2 separate regions of the Homo sapiens genome follow, and region 1 is linked to region 2. The links are chromatin contacts, found by Hi-C or POLR2A ChIA-PET in ENCODE. All regions are on one chromosome and are shown on one strand. Each heading gives the region's core, a stretch centred on a gene start or an enhancer-like site at or near the end of the contact. The rest is flanking DNA. Distances are from core to core; before and after follow the strand shown. Region 1 holds the start of SNN (stannin). Region 2 holds the start of HAPSTR1 (HUWE1 associated protein modifying stress responses).

Region 1 (4,119 bases), core at 838-3,337, 2.6 Mb after region 2:
GGGCGGAGCTGTTCTGAGATGCCCGGCTTTGGCCTGTGGGGCAGCTGGCTGAAGCTGGGCTCTCCTCTGCCTTTCTGTCCTCCCTTCCTGCGCAACTCCCAGCTCACCTCCTGTGCCTGGCTTCCTGACTAGGCTGCCGCTGAACCCGCCCTGGAGTTCTGCAGTCCGATCATTCATTCATTCAACATCCATGTATTCAGCACCCACTGTGTGGCAGGCACTGTTCTGTAGACACAGCAGTGAGTGCAATACACCTAGTCCTGGGAGAGAAGACCAAAAGTTCATCACACAATGTCAAAAATGTACAATTTCACAATGGGTAGGCTGGGCATGGTGGCTCAAGCCTATAATCCCAGCACTTTGGGAGGCCGGGGCAGGAGGATCACCCAGGAGTTTGAGACCAGCTCAGGCAACAACAAGAGACCCTATCTCTACAAAAAATTAAAAAATTAGCCGGGCATGGTGGCATGCACCTGTAGTCTCAGCTACCTGGGAGGCTGAGGTAGGAGGATCGCTTGAGCCCAGGTTACAGTGACCTATGATTGCACCACTGTACTCCAGCCTGGGCGACAGAGCAAGACCTTCTCTCTAAAAAAAAGAAAAAAAATTGCTTCGTCAAATCTGCCCACATTCATAGATATAGGCTGAGTGGGACGATGGCTTGAGCCCAGGAAGGAGTTGGATGGAGGCTGTAGTGAGCTGTGATTGCACCACTGTACTCCAGCCTGAGTGACAGACCAAGACCCCGTCTCAAAAACAAAACAAAAAACCCCAAGGGAGCTACTCTTGGCTGGGCGATCAGGGAGGGCCCTCCTGAGGAAGGGGCACTTAAGCTGAGATCGGGAAGATGAAGTAGAAGAGTTCCAGCTGCAGGGAGCCACATAGGCAAAGGCCTGGCGGTGGGAAAGGCTTGGTGCACTGGGCGCAGGGAAGAAAGCCCAGCGAGGCTGAGTGGAGGGAGTGAGGGCCTGGCCACCTCAGCCTCGTGAGCCCAACCCGCCATGCTCTTCCAGAGGCTTCTGCTTGAGAATGGGAAAGAAGTTTCCAGCAAATAAGGCCCCCGTTCCCAGGAGGAGGTCCCAGCTCGCCCTGCCCCCTCCTGTCTTCTCAAGTCCCCTGGGCCACAGAAGCCTTGAGGGACCCACCCTCACCCCTTCTGTGGGCCCCAGGGCTGGGGTGTCCTCTCGCCGATGGCCTTCTTGGGGTGGATGAGTGGAGATTACTCCAATAACTGGAGCCTCTGTCTTCCCAGGTAGACAGGCCTGGCCTCAAAACCCTCTCTCCATCAGGAGCAGGCTGTGGGACTTCAGCTCTTTGGAGCCTCAGGTTCCTCATCTGTAAAATGGGAAGATTCTTTCTTCCGGAGTCATCTTAATAAAATGTGTTGGGCTGTTTATACAGGGCAGGCATTTGGTGGGGGCCAAACCACCGGGTAATTATGCTAAAAATAACTATGATTATAGGTGGCAGAGGGGTGCAAATGCCTCACAGCCTCATCCCGCAGAGGAATGAGAGCTTCGTCAGGGCCGGGACCTTGTCTGGCTCGTGGCTGCTCCCACGACGACTGGCGTGGCAGGCACGTGGTCAGTGTTCCGCCATCGACTGACTGGGCGGATGAATGATACATAAATGAATTCGCGAACGACTGATGCCCAGCTTCCTCCCGAAGCAAGGTCATTCACCTCAGCGGTCGCGCCTCTCCCCTGCCCCTGCCCCGGATTCCCCGCCGCTCTCAGCTCTCGAGGAGTATGCAGCACTCTTCCGTGCAGCGTGCCTCAGTTTCCTCCGCTGTAAGCAGGCGGGACCAAGGCAGCCTGCCGGGGTCAGGATGAGGCTGGCAGAGGAAGGGCGCCTGTAGTGGGGCCCCGTACCCACGGGCGCCCAATCCGCGCTCGCCAGGGCCGAGCCCGCCCGCCGCGCGCAGCCCCCGCCCCACCGCCTGCCGGCCCCGAGCACACGTGACTCCGCCCCGGCCCGCCCCGCCCCGCCGTCCCAGCGCGGGCTCCCATTGGCCTTTCTGGGAGGCCCCGTCCCCAGCCGGGGAGGAGCCGGGCCCCGCCCGCCGCAGCGCGGGGCTCCTGCGTCCCGAGTGCGCGGCGGCCGGACCGGGCGGGCGGAGCCGGGCCCGCGGGGCTGCTGCGGGGCGATCGGGCCGGGCCGCTGCCGCGCCATGGTGAGCCGGGCGGGGCAGGCCGCGCGCTCGGGCCGGGCGGGGGCGCCGGGGCCCGGGGGCGGGAAGGGGGAGGCCAGGACGAGGAGGGGCGCGCGCGGCGGCGGGGCCGGGCCGGGGTCTGCGGGCGGGGGAGGGGCGGCCCGGCGGGCGCGGCTCGGGGGAGGGTCCGTTCCAGGGGCCGCGCCCGCGGGCTGGGGTTCTTTGTCAGCGGCGCTGCGGCGAGATCCGGACAAAGGAGGCGGCGGGGGGCGGAGGCCGCTTTGTGGGGATCGCGGGGCGCTCGCCCCCGCCCGTGCAGCCCCCGCCCGTCCTCAGCTACGCTCCCGCCTTCCCCCGGCATTTCGGGGTTCTTCAAAATTCTGGGAGCTCCGGGGAGGGCTCCGGGGATAGGGGTCCAGGTGACGTCCGGCGCCCGTCTCGCGGGTAGGGAAACTGAGGCCGGGCCGCAGCGTTCGGCGCCCGGTTCCGTGGGCAGCGGCTGCGCGGCGTGGGCATGCCTAGCTCCCCTGGTCCCCGTCCCACACCCCGCCTCCGTCGGGCCGATTCGAGCTACCTCCCCAGCTGCCGTCCCCTCTCCAGCTGTCGCCCCCTGGGCCGAGCCCCCTCCTCCCTGGAGCCTCGCTTTGCTCCTCCGTGGAGTGGGGGAGACGCCGGCGCCGCCGGGCAGGGTGGAACGGGAGGGTGCGCGGAGCGCGCCTGGCACCGCGCCTGCCACGCCGCCCGCGCTCAGCACTCGGGAGCCGCCGGGGCGCTGTCACCCCTAAGTCCCCAGCACCCAGCCCAGGTCGCCCAGCCCGCCCCAGCGAGGGCCACACTGGGGTTCACCTGTCCGCGGCCCCTCAGGCACGCGGGAGAGGAGGTAGGGAGAATGTGGCATTTTAGAGTCAGGGTCGAAATGCGGGATTTTGGATGCAGGTTGCCTGGGTTTGAATCCCTGCGCGTCTACTTTTGAGCTGTGTGACCTTGGGCAATGGACTTAACTTCTCTGAGCCACCAATTTCTGTATCTGCCAAGAGGGAACAGTAATAGCTCAACTGCCCTGTTGTCTTGAGGCAGAAAGGAGACATCTGCGTGAGCTGTTTATCTCAGTGTCTGGCACATATAATTGCCACCAACTTTCTCCGGCATCTACAAGCAAAGTTGTTTGGCCAAACAGGCCAACCCTGGGGCAGCCTGTGAAAATGACCAGCGGGTGATTCACAGGGTGGGGGCATGAGCCTCTGGCCTGGCCCGAGGAAGACCCCGACTGACCTTGGGGCAGTCCCGGTTCAGAGCTCTGCGGGCTCCCGCTTCCTCTTTTGCCACTGGGGAACCTAGGGGATTCTGGAGCGAGTTTCCTCTTCTGAGGATGGGGGTGTCATGGGTGGGGGTGGAGGATGAGATAACACTGGCCAGAGAGCTGGGCACAGCCCCATCAGTGTCAGTCCCACTGGCATCCGGCCGTTCTTGGTCCTGGCTTCTGGAGGGCTGGGGCCTTGTGTGATGCGTCCTTGTGTCCCACTGGCTGCTGGAGGCCCAGGGCAGAACGGACGTCCCGCCTCGTCCTGGCTGTGTCCAGCAGTGCCCTCTTCTCCCTACAACCCTGTTTTCCCAGTCAGAACCTGGGGCAGGAAACGTTTCTGGTTTGTGACCCGGGGTTCGCTGAAGAGTTTGTTGGCACCCTTGGCAGGTGGCTTTATGGGGGGAGGCAGTACTGAAAGCCCCGTAGGGATGGCTGGTCCCCTGTAAGCAGGGCAGCCCTCCTGGCGTCTGTCAAGGAGCCTCAGGAGGTGGCGGCTGCAAGGCGGGGGTGTTTTGCTGGTGGTGAGCCCGGCAATGCTCATGATGTGCCCGGTTGAGTTAGGAGGAGGCAGCGTGTCCCTGGGGAAGGGGTGTTTGTGGCACTGGGCCTGGGCCAGGCTCTGTGCCCTTCTGGCCCTGGGGGTGGGCTTGGGGATCCCTCGGGC
Region 2 (4,194 bases), core at 1,414-3,913:
CCTACATGTGCAGGCCTGGACTTCCCACGTGCTACCATGAATGCAGAAATGTAGAAATTGACATATCAACAACCATTGATCGTACACTCAGCAGGCAGTTTTATTGATTGATTGATTGATTGAGATGGGGTCTCTGTCACCCAGGCTGGAGTGTAGTGGCACTATCTCGGCTCACTGCAACCTATGCCTTCTGGGCTCAAGCAATCCTCCCGCCTCAGCCTCCTGAGTAGCTGGAACTACACGTGTGTGCCGCCATGCCTGGCTGTGTTTTGTATTTTTTTGTAGAGACTGGGTTTCACTATGTCGCCTAGGCTGGTCTTGAACTCTTGAGTTCAAGCAATCCTTGCGTCTTGGCCTCCTAAATTGTTGAGATTATAGGTGTAAGCTACCATGCCTACCCTCCTAAAATATTTAACTCATATACCTTGTGACTCTAAAATACTATTTCTGAGGATATATATTCAATACACATATGTATATATGCAAGGATGTTCACTGTATTACATATGTACAAGATGTTCATTATGGCATTGTTTATAATAGCCAAAGACTGGTCACAATCTAAATTTGTATCAATAGGGGCCCTGTAAAATACTTTGTAGTGAATCCATACAATGAAATTATTTGCAATATTTTAAAAGAATAAATAAGTCTTTAGGTCCCAATGTGGAGACATCCAAATTATGTTAAGGAAAAAAGGCTTGTAGGATAGTACACATAAAATCATCTTTTTTTTTCCTTAAGAAGGGACATACTTGTATATAGGTACACACACACATACACACTCGACGTACACATAACTCCGTTTTCAAAGGTCACAAGTTATTTCCTGGGAATAGGATTGGGAGGATGTAGAATGAGGTAGGTAGAATGATTTTTGTTTGCTTTTCACTTTATATTCTTCCCTACAATTGGAAACCTGTTTTTTAGCCACCGCGCCAGGCCTAATTTAGCATTTTAGATAGTGATTGATGTTATGAAATAATATAACCAGGCAATACGAGACAGTGTGAAGGGTGCTACTTTAGGCTTGTCCTAGTAGGCTTCCTAAACAGGAGCTATCTGAGGAAAGAGGAGGAGGAAGAGCTTCCAGAGATAGCAGACTGGGGCAGGAAAGAGCCTAGTGTCCCAGGGAAATAAGGCAGGCCAGTGTGTGAGCGTCCAGGCGAGGTGGGGAAGAGGGGGAGTGCGCAAGGTACAAGCCAAGTAGGGGATTGTGTGAGAGGCGCCAGGGCCAGATCCTGCAGGGGTTTGCAGGCCGCGGTGAGGGGGTCAGATTTTCTTCCAAAGCCGCCTTGCTCTGTGCAAGCGCACTATCGCAGGCTGCGGGCGACGCTGCCTCTGGCCGGCGCCCTCCGCCGCTCCAGGCCGGATGGTGCCTCCCGTGGGCATGTAGGTGGGGATGGTGGGTTTTGCCTCTGTGCGGTCACCGCCTGTCTGCGTTGCTGCCTTCTCCGGGGCCTCAGACCCTGGAGAAAGCCCCGACAGGGGAGGGGGGCGCGCAGCCGCAGGGGCGTCCAGCTATCGCGCACTGCGGGGGGAGTAGGGGCGGGCGCAGCGCTCGGCACCGCCACGCGGGTTCGGGCCGGGGAAGGCAGGGGCCGGTACGTGACGCGGGGCATGCACGTGGCCTGGGAGTGTGCTTTTCGGGACAGGTGCGGGGGCCGCCGCGCGCGCAAAGGCGCAGACGCACGCGTGCGGGCACCGGGCACCGTCGGCCGTCGGGTTATCCTTGGCTCCGCGGGCGGCCGCCGAGGTCCTGTCCACCCGGAAGGCGCGACGTCCTCGGGGGACGCCAGGGCGCAGGGGCAACTGAGCCGACTTCGCAACTCGGAAGTTTTTCTTTGGCTGTGATGGTCGATTTGCCCGTCTAAGAAATGGGACTCTGGGCCGGGCGCGGTGGCTCAAGCCTGTAATCCCAGCGCCCTGGGAGGCTGGAAGATCGCCTGAGGCCAGCAGTCTAGACCTCGACAACGTAGCAAGACCCCGTCTCAAAAAAAAAAAAAAAAAAGGGGGAGTACTCAAAAGAATAGGAAAGCGCTTTGCAAACTTGGACACGAGTTGGGCGTTTTATTCACTTTCTCTACTACCCTCCTCCCTTTGGGAGCCCCAGGGGCTGGAGTAAGCACGCTACCACCCACTATACCTCTCAGTGCCCGCGGCACAGGAGCCGCACTCGACTTTGCATCCCCCCAGGGCCTGTACACGCCGGAAAAGCTCCCGCGGGGTGCGGTCGCTGGGCCTCGTCACGTGATCCCCACTCAACGCCCCTGAGCGGGGGGGGGAGCAGCGAGCAAGTGCGCATGCGCATCCCTTCTAGCTCTTCCCCTCCACCCCCCACCCGCCCCCTTGGCTCGGACGCAACCACTGTCAGCTCCTCCCCCTCCTCCTCCTTCATCCTTCCTGACATTCACTCCCTTCCCCCAGCCAATTGGTTACGTCAGGCAGACAGGCCGAAGAACCAATCACGACGCTGTGCTCAGAAGCCGCCACGCGGAACCGGCCGGATCCGACTAATAGGGGCCCTTGGAGCGGCCACGCCTCAACCGGGCAGGGTAGCTTGGGCCCAGTGGGCGGTGCTTCTCCTGTCAGCATGTGGGCGGGGTAGGGCGGGGACCAGCAGCCGCAGAGCCGTCCTCGGCGGTGGCGACGACGACGACGTTGCTCAGTCTTGGGGTGGGCTCCGCGGTGCAGGCCGAGCTGCGCGGAGGGCTCGGCGATCAGCGGCGGCGGCGGCAGTGGGGAGGCCGCAGCGCCATGGGGGGGCGTTAGACAGGCTGCGGCGGCCGAGGCGAGGGGCGGCAGCGGTTATCTGGTCCGCGGCGACCTTCGGCCGGGCCCGGGGGTGGGAAGGCCTGGGGCGGGGGTCGTCCCTGGTTGCACGGGGCCGCGGGGCGGGGCTCGCCGGCCGTCGGGGTGCAGGAGGCCTGGGCCGCTGAAAGGAGAAGGCGCCGTCGGTCGCCAGGCCCTGCCGCCGGGCCGCTTGACGACGACGCTCCCGCGGGGGCCCCGCCTGAGGAGGACGCGGCGGCGGTGGCGGCGAGGCCGCGGGAGGCCGCGGAGGATGGAGGAGCGGAAGGAGGAGGGCGAGGCCGAGATCCAGGAGCACGGGCCCGAGCACTGGTTCTCCAAGTGGGAGCGGCAGTGCCTGGCCGAGGCCGAACAGGACGAGCAGCTGCCCCCCGAGCTGCAGGAGGAGGCGGCGGCCGCCGCGCAGCCCGAGCACAAGCAGCAGAAGCTGTGGCACCTCTTCCAGAACTCGGCCACCGCCGTGGCCCAGCTCTACAAAGGTGAGGCCGCCGCCGCCATCTTGGTACCGCTTGGCCGCCCCCGCCCGGGCCCGGCCCCGGCCCTATCGGCTCAGCGGCCGCTTCGGGGGGCCGCGACGGCGGCGGCCTCGGGGATCCCGGCCGGTGGCTCCGCGGCCCTGCCGCCCCCTCCCCGCAAGATGGCGCCGCGGGAGGGAGGCCCGGGGTTGGGGGGACAGGCCAGAGCCGGCGTGGGGGTAGCCCCGCTTTGGGGTGGTCCGAGGGTCCCCGCTCTCCGGGCCCGGCCACCCGGTGTCCCCCTCGGCCCGGAGACGGGAGAGGAGGAGCCCCCGTCACAAAATGGCGAAGGGAGACGGCGGGGCGGCCCCATTGTGCCCTGAGCCGGCCTCGGGGCGGGGACTGCCAGGGGGGGCGCTTCCCTGCGCCGCGGCTCGTCCCTGATCTGTGCCCCTGAGCTCTGCGGCATCCCCTTTTCCCCGCCGCGACCTCCCTGCCCCCCCGGTCCTCACACTGGGTTTGGGATCCCGAAACCCCTGAACAAAATGGCGAAACCTAATATGGCCGTTCCGGAGTGATTGACGCGCAAATAACATTCTTGTTCTCTTTCTTTCTCTTTCTATGTGTGTTTCTTTTTTCTTTTTGGTTTTTTTTTTTTTTGGCTTGCTTTTCAGACCGAGTGTGTCAGCAGCCAGGACTTTCTCTCTGGGTCCCCTTCCAAAACGCAGCCACCGCCGTCACCAATCTCTACAAAGGTAAAGATAACCTTGCTGCATTGCCGATTCAGGGAAGGGCCGCCTGCGTCAGGGTGTCTGCCCTGCGTTCCAAGTGTGTTTTCTGCTCCCCAGCCCAGCTGCTAACCTTGAATACCTTGCAACTTGAGAATCGCGGCGGTGCTCTAGCTAGATCCACCGGAGGCGATTTTGAC

What was found. Hi-C counts contacts between places; a loop is a spot of excess contacts on that map. ChIA-PET counts read pairs that join two places held with the same protein, here RNA polymerase II (POLR2A). Pooled maps may share reads with other maps.
Region 1: a map of gastrocnemius medialis shows a loop between it and region 2 (4-fold over the local background). The contact joins the promoter of SNN here to the promoter of HAPSTR1 in region 2. A Hi-C loop is called at or near these places in 1 of 168 maps with a recorded cell type or tissue (gastrocnemius medialis) and 5 of 50 pooled maps. POLR2A ChIA-PET finds 5 or more read pairs at or near these places in 1 of 52 experiments (MCF 10A).

The regions. Positions count from the first base shown.
Region 1 is chr16:11,666,368-11,670,486 of GRCh38, forward strand. It overlaps SNN (stannin), which reads left to right and starts at 2,088. Exons shown (of 2, transcript NM_003498.6): 1 at 2,088-2,173. RefSeq lists a silencer at 1,761-2,180 and an enhancer at 3,288-3,387.
Region 2 is chr16:9,088,981-9,093,174 of GRCh38, forward strand. HAPSTR1 (HUWE1 associated protein modifying stress responses) reads left to right here and starts at 2,664. Exons shown (of 4, transcript NM_014117.3): 1 at 2,664-3,290; 2 at 3,941-4,021. The coding sequence starts at 3,065. RefSeq lists enhancers at 829-1,694, 3,964-4,133 and silencers at 1,605-1,735, 2,524-2,593, 2,764-3,103, 3,314-3,813.